Regions from separate parts of the Homo sapiens genome. Here region 2 is linked to region 1. Evidence: chromatin loops called from intact Hi-C (ENCODE). Cell type or tissue: ascending aorta. All regions are shown on one strand. Links, peaks and the distances in the headings refer to the core of each region. The heading gives the core; the rest is flanking DNA. Region 1 has its middle 320 kb from the start of CAAP1. Region 2 has its middle 370 kb from the start of CAAP1.

Evidence for each region. Hi-C counts contacts between places; a loop is a spot of excess contacts. Peaks named below come from ENCODE experiments on the same cell type or tissue, not always from the same donor. Only the 100,000 strongest peaks of a DNase experiment are listed, where the experiment ranks them.
Region 2: a loop joins it to region 1, with 2.4 times the contacts of the local background. A loop is called at or near these places in 2 of 110 quality-filtered maps.

The regions. Positions count from the first base shown.
Region 1 is chr9:26,572,879-26,578,267 of GRCh38, reverse strand. No RefSeq gene overlaps it. Among named protein-coding and RNA genes, the nearest start is that of CAAP1, 320 kb to the left of the region's middle. In ascending aorta, for the core only: no CTCF peak of the experiment used is centred there; no DNase peak of the experiment used is centred there.
Region 2 is chr9:26,521,267-26,526,655 of GRCh38, reverse strand. No RefSeq gene overlaps it. Among named protein-coding and RNA genes, the nearest start is that of CAAP1, 370 kb to the left of the region's middle. In ascending aorta, for the core only: no CTCF peak of the experiment used is centred there; a DNase peak (open chromatin) is centred at 2,202.

The sequences.
Region 1 (5,389 bases), core at 326-5,325:
CCTTGTAATTTCTCTCTTTACCACCATTATTAAGCAATAGTTTTGGTTAACCACATATTCTAATCAATGAGGACCTGTCATATACATCATGTATAGATCACCAATTGAAAATAACTTCTAAAAAAGAAAATATACATTGGTGCCTTGCATTCATTCAGCAAAATTGGGGTGCTTTTAGCAAAAGAAGAGATAATTGGTGTTAGGCAAACAAAACAAAAACAATCTTGCAGAAACCCAAAACTAATATGTCCATTTTAAGGGGGCGTAGTAGTGAGGAACTATTGTGGTAAATTAGGTTCGAGCAGATGCTTAGGGTTTAAACCAAGGCAGGGATAGTAGAAATAGAGAGGAGACTAATTTGAAAGATACTCAGGAAGTGAAATTCACTGGACCTCACAGAGGTGGTAGGGACAGAGTAGGAGAAGGAGAGAGAGGAATTAGAGATGTTTCTTAAGATTTCTGTCTTGGAAGACTGGGTGAATGCTAGTGCCACCCACAAAGGAGAGATTATGGAAGAGAAAGATTGCTTTGGGAAAAAGAAGACAAATATGTCTTGACATTTTGCATGTCAGGTACATATGCGCATCCTTGAAGTGAAGTACCTATTAGGCAGATAATATCCAGTTGTATGAACACATGAGTAATAGTGAAAGTTATAGGCATGGATGGGATTTCCAAGGGACACCAAAGAATGGGAAAACAAAGTGGTATCCCCGGGGATACCCCATAAAGGAGATAAAATAGGGCATATCAGAGTATTAGGAGGAAAACCTAGAGAAGGGAGTTTCTTGAAATTTGAGGCAAAAAGATTTTCCAGAGGAATGAAAGGTCAACAGTGCAAATATCCCAGACAGCTCAAGTAAATTAGAGATGCAAACAGTAACTCTTAGAGGGGAGCATCTTTTTTCCAGTCTTCTAGTTTCTGTGAGGGGCTATTGCCCCCACATGCTCTGCATCTACTTCCTCATCTCTTTCTTGGGTCTTAGGTAATTGCTATTGGTCTATTTTTTCTTGATTGGAGCTTACTAGTCACAAACATGATCACTGGAACAGGGTGATAGTTGCACTCTTTCTCCTTCCCCTTCTACTTACAATAGTGAGACAGAAACCTGGGTTAAGTGTATTTGCAGTCTTGGATCCAAGAGCGTAGGGAGTTAATAAGCTCATTTGGCTCTCACATCTAAGCCACATTTCTTCAGTGTTGGTGATATGTTTTGGATGTTTTGTCTCTACAAATCTCATGTTGAAATGTGAGCTCTAGTGTTGGAGGTAGGCCTAGTGGTAGGTGTTTGGATCATGGAGGTGGATCCCTCATGATTGTCTTGGTTGCCATCCCCATGGTAATGACTGAGTTCCTGCTCTGGTAGTTCACATAAAAGCTGGTTGTTTAAAGGAGTCTGGCACCTCCTTCTCTCTCCCTTGCTTCCTTTCTCATCATGTGACATGTTGGCTTCCCTTCACCTTCCACCATGATTGTAAGATTCCCAAGGACTTCAGCAGAAGCAGATGCCGGCACTATGCTTCTTGTACAGCCTGCAGAACCGTGAGCCAAATAAACCCCTTTCCTTTATAAAGTTCCCAGCCTCAGATATTCTTTTATAGCCATGCAAACAGACTAACGGAGAAAGCTTCATTTTTTTTCTTTCTCTTTTGATGCAGAAATCAGGGAATGAGTGTGCTATTCATAGCGCCTCACCAAACCCTTCGACAATAAGCAGTAAACTTGGCAAATATGACTTCTTGTTGTTTTTTTATGGCCAGATTTCAGAGTGCTGTAGAATAAGTGAAAGAAGAGGAAATAGAAGCTGTAATAAATACACCCTTTTAGGAAAGGTGAATATGAGGAAGAAGAGGCTTGCTAGGGGAGATGTAATATCGTGAGAGACCATTTATTTTTAAGATCAAAGTTCACATGTTTGATTGTAGCATTTGTTACAGATGTTTGATTGGGAAAGAAGCAAGTGTGAAGATTTAGGAGAAAAGAGGTAATAGAGTAGAATTAAAGTCTCTGAGAGTTTGGGGAAAATTATAACACAGCCTGGGAATGGGCCATGGTTTGAGAGAGTAACAACACTTTCTTTCAGATAGAAGGGGCTAATAATGGATAAGTTTTGTAGAGATTGGTTATCTGTGGTCTTTTGGGGAGTTGATGGAGGAGAGAAAGTGGGTAACTGGGTATTGAGGTAGTTCATACATTGTTATGAATCTCTGTCATAGCATTACAGAATATGAAACTGTAGCATTGAAAAAGACTGAAAGTTGTTGAAGATTGGGATATTGGTCCCAATTCTTCAGTTCCCTGTGACAGTATATTGATACCATTTGCTGTGTAATATTACAGTGGTTTTCCTTTGGGGGTAGAACAGAGATCTCATTGAAAATGGGCTTTGCCATGTGACTTGCTTTGGACAATGAGATGTTAGTAGATATGACGTGAGCAGGGGCCTTATATGTGCTTGTGTTTCGCTTCATCACCATGAGTAGAGCATTCTATGAATAGCCACCACTCCTTCATCCTGGACTGCAGAATGAACATACACAAAGCAGAACTGATCTCAACTCAAAGGTGTGGATCCCAGTGAATACCCTTTAAAGAGATGTACCAAGACAAATATGGGCAGATATGGAGGGCAGAGGTGGAGGCCATTTTCAGCTGGCAAGCAAGTTCATGAAGATTTAAAAGCCATTGAATTGACCGGGCTCAGTGCTCCTCTGTCTAGTCACCAGATCCATAAATGTTAAAAGGCAGTGGTGGTCGTGACAGCAATCATAACTTTCTGATCTCTGCATTGTAGTTATGGTGGAAGTTCTTCAAATTGGCTAAGTGGCAGCTTGTGGACTTGTTGCACATTATTCTTTCTTCTACCATTTCTGTCTACACTGAATTTTCAGTATTAAATCTTTTTCTACTTTAAATGTCTACAGTGATTTCTGTTTCCTACTTTGAACCCTGACTGACTCACAGTCTAAACTTTCCTCCTTCCATTTATTTTTGGTGTATGCAGGTTTCAGTGCTACTCATATTGTGGTCTCTGGTCGGCCATCTGTTTGCGACCAGTTTGCATCAGGATGTAAATTAGTTTAGCCATTAAGCATGCTTTTCAGTTCATCTGATGTATGTATGTATGTATGTATGTATGTATGTATGTATGTGTTTATTTATTTTGGTAGCAAGACTTGCTCATAGAAGGAAGTAGTGTGTTCATTTACATTCCAGCACAGGTTCCAGATCTTATTGTGAATGGGTACTTTGAGCATCACTGGCTTACTCAAAGGCCACACACAGACCACATATTCTGTATTTTCTTCCTCTAGACATTAAAATGGCTTCTTCTTATTTCATTTTTATGGATATTTCAATTTTACCCCAGGGAGCATATGTGTCCTGGCATTGGATTATCTCTCTGTAATGGAAAGAATTTTTGAAAATTACGTGACTTTTTGGAAGTCATCTATGCTTCTTATTTTAAAATAATTTTTTAAGTAATTTCTTCTTTCATTAACAAAGAAATGCATACCCATGATAAAAGTTCCAGCACTTTCACTAAAGTTTAAGCACAGAATAATGTAATATAAAAAGAAACAAATTATCTACCTCCCCCATTCCTTAATCAACTTCTCTGAAGTAACAATTAACAGTATTTTTATATAAAAAGCTGTTTGTTTCAGCGGAAATAGCCTTCACCAACCTTAGTTAAGCTTCACAACTACAGTTGTGCCTTTACTTTCCTCACCCAATGTAGACAATGTGAATTTTTTTAATTGCATATCATTGAGATTTTATCACAATGACCTTTATATGAACCAAAGCACCAGATAGACTCGGTCTCTATGCTATTGCCTCAGGATGGGGATTTAATTTTAACATCAGTTTTTGATCATATTAGAGATACCTATCTCAACAAGGCAAATAACATTTGTTTTGTTCAAATGTTCAAACTATTCCCATTATGGGTAAGATATTGGAATTAGGGACCTAAATATTCAAACTTCTGTTTAAAATTTTGTCATGGTTAGACTTGAAACATAAATTATTTTAGCTGCTTTTTTCCTTCTGTTCTAAACAATAACAAAGTTTATTTCAATGCAAAAAAAGACAATACAATTCTGATGATTTCCCTTAATAACTTAAAAAATTGTTTTATTTTCAAAAAATATACATACTATTTCTTTTTGTTGGTTTTCTCAATTGAGAAGATACATTTTGATCTTCAGTTGTGTATTTTAAGTTAATAGTCTTGGTTTGGGTGATCCCAGCGGAACATAAACTTTAAATCTGTAGTCATAATCACGGGGACTATCAAAGCCATAATGCGCAATATTACTTTCATAGGTTTGGGAAAAATGGACTGTATTTTCTGAGTTCACCACTTGTCAGCACAGAATGCTTTAAAACAACATAAAGCAAAATGTTGCCAAGCATTTCAATCAAAAAGAACCTAAAGAAATCCAGGGGAAAATATCTACTTACGTAAAATACAATGTGGAATGCCTACCCTTTGAGAGTTCTTAAAGATTCCAACCTTCATAATTCATGTGATATTGAACGCTGATGTGTACTACATAAGTTGATTTAACTGATTTCCTTGTTCATTCAAAATACAATCTTGTAGAATTCTCTTTTGGCCCTTGGAAATGCTGTGCTGAAGAGACTTCAAGGCTTTAATGGAAATGCCATTTCCTGTAATAAAGGTTGGATTTTAGATCTAGCTATCTTACTCACTGAGTACATGATATTGGGCAGGTTATTTTACTTTTAAGTGCTTCAGTTTTCTTCTCTGTGGAATGTTGGGTTGAAATGCCCATCACAAAGGGCTATTATAAAAGTGAGATTTAATTAAGGTATTAAGCAAAATGTATGATGCCTGTTCCGTAGCAGTTGCTTAGTAAGTGTTAATTCTCCTCACCTTCCTCCTCTGTCTTTGGCCTTGGAGACAGCTGAGATGCTAAAGAGAGAAGTCCTGTTTTATTAATATGTATGTACTGCATAGTGAGGACAAATATCTCAGAGGTGAAGAGGCCTAGGGTTACAAAAACTGTGTTTGTATTTTAACAATTAGTGATGATGAACATATTCTTTCAGTCCTCTTGGTGTATGTATGTAACATCTCATTTGGAGAAAACACTGGAAGTCCAAATTTGAGTGAGAATCCTGACCTAATTGACACTCTTGCACTCTCCATGATAGGCCCTGATCACAGGGTCCTTTGTTAAATTTCAAAAGTTGAGTTTTAAAAAAATACCTTCATTGTGGCATAGTTTATTTCACAGAAGTCGCCCAGTTTAAATAAATGATTCAATTATTTTTAGTATATTTGTAAAACCGTCATCAAAATCGGTGTTAGAACATTTCTACCACTCCCAAACTATCCCTTGTACCTATTTGCAG
Region 2 (5,389 bases), core at 80-5,079, 51 kb after region 1:
TTCACATCCATTCTGTGCTTTCAAAACACTCTCTACTTAGTGTAACATCACTTTTCCCTCTCTATTGTAAATATCTTCTGGTTTGCCTCTCTTTTCTGTTAGACTGTGAGATCCCTAGCATATTGAAAATGGGCTTGGCACATACATGTTTGTTGAATTCAACAATATATCGTTTATTCTCAATAACTAGCATGGGTCCTATGCAAAGAAGGTACACAGTAAATGTCTGCTGAAAGAGCGAGTGAATCAACTAGAAAGATATAGTTAAGAGACTTACAGCATCTAGAGGAAGTCATTTAGGAAAAATTGATAATGGATGATGAAAGAAGAAGCTGTGAACAGAGCGTGATGACCAGGGAAACACGTAGAATACCAGGTTCTGATTGCATTCCTTTTAGCTGCCAATGCACATACATGCACACAGCACGAGCAAGCAGACATTTCCCAGGGGAGGGACATCCAAGTGAAGAAAAAGATAATCCAGGTGGCAAGTAGTGAACATTTCTATTTTATTGGAAATGTATGGGAGTAACCTTGCCTAGGAAGTAGGTTGATCTCTCCTTCAAAGCTTCAGCAAATCTAATCTGAAAAAGCTTGTACAGGATGAAAATATATGATAAAGGGCACATATTCTGAACTTTGAGTCTCTTAAAAGGTATGAATACCAGAATGATGTTTTCTCATTTCTTTTTTTTTTCATTCTGGTCTCAATCCCTAGTAGCTCAAAACACAGAGACTGCACTTGCTAATAACTTCAGTATAGCCCAGTCTTGTGTTGTGGACACAAATTCCATAACTCCACAGGGCTCGGTCAGCAGACCAAGTGGGTGAGCAGAAAAACTCCTGTGGCATCTTCACTTCCTGTCCCTGTGATTCAGGCTGTTAGCTGAACAGCTGCCTTTTTTGTTGTTAAGGTGATTTTCTTGGAGGACTACATCAAATGAATGACTTGTGATGAATGGGCTGGGGAAGATGCTTAAATTGAGTTTCCTGTGCAAGTCCCCTGGTAGCCCACCCATCTCTGTCAGCTTGTTAATATTTTCAGCATGTGGGCAAATAATATTGAAGCTGTGTTTGCAATTGTTGTAAGAAGTCTTAACTCCATATGAGTATCTTCCTGGTGCCAAAGCTCCCCTGTGAATCCATGCGCTTATTCCTGTAAGGTTTCTCTTGCTCAAAAACATTGTATAAAGTCCTATTTTAGACTGGACTTCAGAGTATCTGAAAATCACATCCACATTTTGGATGCAAAAACTAATTTAATGGATTTAAACTGATTGCTGTTGATTACTTGCCTCCCATCCCCTATCATGTGGCAATAACAATCTACTTTTCATTTAGGGAGCCACCCCTTCCCCTGATAGAGTTGTCCCTCAAAAGGCTCCTCCTTCACCTCGGCTGGACAACAGAGTCTTCCCTTCCAGTGACCACAGTGATTTGATAGTGGCCAGGGCTGTGTCACCAACTAGGACCACACACACAAAAATCCCCCAAAATTGTGAGGCAGCACTGGGGTATATAGTCAGAAATGAGCGTTGGAATTGGAATGAGGACAGCAGAATGAATTCAGAAAATTATTTAGAGAGGGACTCATCAATATAAGACCCAGAATCGTATCTGGCCTTCTCTGCCTATGGAAGGATTTGATCCAAGATAAATTGAGCAAATACCGAGAATACTGGCAGACAGCTTTACAACTTATTCTTGATTGATCAATGATTGATAAGAACATTCTGGTAAATGGGATACTCTTGCTCTACCCCTTAGGGAAAAGTTAATTGTCTCTTCGGTTACAAGAAAAGCTAAGACAGTAGGACCCAGTTTATAAAACAGGATTGGAAAGAAATGCACAGTTTGATTTTTTTATTTGCTACAGTTGCTGCTATGTTAACAGTTGCTTCTTGGCAGAGAGTAAGAGATATAAAGAAAGCCTAAGGTTTGTTTCTCTAGAAATCATAGAAGAAACAAAGGAAAGCTGTTTTCATAGACTGGAATGGGTTTGCCAGCAATTATGTTTTGCAAAAAATAAATAATGCATTCTGTTTCCAAAAGGCCCTGACAAACTTTGATAGAAAAAAATCAAATCTTTTCCCTTGGTTTTAGGGTGGCGAGTTTCCTGACAGAAGTAAAGTGAGTCTGTGTTCTCTAAGTAATTTATTAGTGCATCTTGGCACAGCAGCACTAATGGGCTTGCAGCCAGGTATTCTGAGCTGCAGTTTGTCATGTCTGACTCTTTAATTCTTTCAAGCAATTGAAGAAATGGCCTTCTGCAGGCTGTCAGTGACAGATTCTAGCTCACTCACATAGATAAAGCTCAATTAGCTCCTGGAAAAAAACATCTTTTAAAAATGCAATGAGCTGCACCATGAAAGACAGGTAGACAGCCACACCTGAAACAAAATAAAATGTTACTGTTGAGGAAAGAACGTGTCCACAATGAGCAAGCGTGTAGTTGTCTTATTGGACAGCTCACTCCACTGCAAGCAAAGAGGTGATAATTTCTAATTACTTCAAGTGTTAAGATAGATCTTTGCTTTAGATGCACGATAAGGTCAACAATCTTGAAGAGAGCATGTCATTCATTCATTCATTCATTCACTCATGACTAAGACTCATACTCTACAACTTGCAAGGAATTCTAGCCTCGAATAGGGGTATCAAAGCAGCCTCTCACTGAATGAGTGTAGCCATGTTGATTAATCCACACACTATTTGAAATATTGAGGCAACATTCTAAAAATCGGCATATTTTATGCACATGCAAATCCAGGCTTTTGGCATCTCAAAAATAAGGAAACACCTGGTACACTGGATGTTAATGTTTTTGGCATGAAGCCTGAATTATGCTAACTGCTTACTGCAACCCGAAGGAGAGGCACGACTTTCCCTGTTCACCATGCAACCCACAGGCTTGCATCACTCATTTCTGTTACTTGCCTTGCCCTGGTCTAGACAGAAGCCTAATTTAAACTTGTAAATCTATTATCTCCAACAGTGATTCTGAAGGCCTCCTGCATCAAAAAATACTTAAGATTGTATTTGAAATAGAGAATCTTGGGTACTTGCCCTGAAGTAAAACATAAAAGCATATGGATGTAAGGCACGATGGGTCTTATGAAAACTAAAGTTGATGGAACTACTGGTCTCAAAGACCAGAGAGAACTATAGTCTTTAAAAACAGCTGAAAATCTTAATATCATAAATAGACTATGGTTAGGACACAATATAAACATATATTTTTCTCCAAATCACCTTACTCTTAGTGGCTACTTTCTCTCTGAAAACATCAGCTAACTAACATTGCTCCACTGAAAAAAACTCAAATGACTTAGTGTCTATTACTGACTTAGGCCAAAATTTCAATTTGGAGATAAAATCCAGTACATTTTATGAACTAATTTGTTCTCTGTGCAAGTGGATGAACTTGATAGCTATATTTGTTTCTGGCACTGCTAAATCATAATTACAGAACATAGTTCTACAGCTAGAATTCAATTGGAACAGAGCCTAAATGAATTAATAAAAACCCTGTTTTTCTCCCCGCACCCTGCTCCAGGTATTCTTCTCTGACTCCTCACAGATCTTAGCTAGGAAGAGTCTATTATACATATTACAACAATATAATCCCTTACGTTTTTATGGTGTTTTAGAGTTTACAAAGCAGTCTCAGATAGTTTATTCCCTTTGATGCTCTCAGCCACCCTGTGAGATGGGGCAGAGAAGAAATGAAGTCTCAGTTCCTGCTGCAGATGGTTGTAGAGTGAAGAGCAGATTCCCAGGTTTTCCAAATCAAAGTCTGCTTTTGTTCTATTACATTAAACGTACATTTGTAATACAAAATCTGTCACCTATTAAAATATCTTTGCAGGTTTATCCCAACTAGGTGCCATATCTTATAAAAAGAAAGCCCTAGGGATCGTTAACTAAATCTTTCAACTGCCTCAAAGATCCCTTTTATTATTATTATTATTATTGCCCTATCTGCTGATTTCCTACTGGTAGAAAAAGAATCTGGTAAGAAAAAAAATAACAAATTTGACTGATTCTGTGAGATCGCATCATTCAACATTCGTCTAACAACCTCCCACCATTCCAGGAACATACTGCCCTCTTTCAACTGTGCCCTAGCTGTTTGGAGTGATCAGTTTTTGGTGGTCCTGGCTCTTTTGTTGGTTTTTAAGAGTATCTCAATTTTTGAAAATGTATATTTTGGAATCCTGAGTTAATGGTTGAGACGGAGAAGTAAATACTACGCAGCCATAAAAAAGGATGAGTTCATGTCCTTTGTAGTGACATGGCTGAAGCTGGAAACCATCACTCTGAGCAAACTATCGCAAGGACAGAAAACCAAACACCGCATGTTCTCACTCATAGGTGGGAATTGGACAATGAGAATACTTGGACACAAGGCGGGGAACATCACACACTGGGGCCTGTCGTGGGGTGGGGGAATGGGGGAGGGATAGCATTAGGAAAAATACCTAATGTAAATGACGAGCTAATGGGTGCAACAAACCAACACAGCACATGCATACATATGTAACAAAGCTGCATGTTGTTCACATGTACCCTAGAACTTAAAGTATAATAAAAAAAATAACTAAATGAAAACTTGCATGATAGTCATGACAAAACCTTGACTTGAAAACTGCCCAAAGTGCTGACTATGTGGGCTGTAAACATGGCTCACGTAGGCAGCTGAGAATTCATCCTTTGCATCTCTATCCCCCAAACAACACTTGTCCCCAACCAAGTTTTGACTGGTGTCTCAACAATTAAAAGTAAAATGCTCTTCACACATTAGTTTTTGGAGCCAGGCGGTCATGGGCAATGCCTGAATTGCTAGTCACTAACTTTATGACTTCCCATAAGTTAGGTAAACTTAGTTTCATCATCTGTGAAATGATTTGGTGAGAAATGAGATCCCACATGGTAACTATTGAGAATCTGCCTGGCATGTTTTCAATATAAGAACATATTAGCTATCATTCCTATTATTCTAGGAAGGTTAAAATTAGGTTACTCATTTCTGTTAACCTTCTAGCTACATCAAAAGGCTCTGCATCAAAAATACTTAAGATCTTATTTGAAATGGAGAATCTTGGGTCCTTTCCTTGAAGTAAAATATAAAATGAACAGAATGCTGGACAGGTAAGTTAGATGGGTCATAAGGGAGGCAGGTCAAGTCTAGATCCCTGTCAGAGGACACATGAAACTGCATGAAGGAGCGGGCTCCAGGAGAGGTGGGGATATCAGGAGCAGGACAAAGACACAGCAGAGGGATTGAGTGGCACTTAATACATGCAATGTGATAATATGGTGGAAAGAACATAGATTGTGTAGTGAGACTGACCTAAGTTGACATTCTGGCTTCTAACACCTGATATCA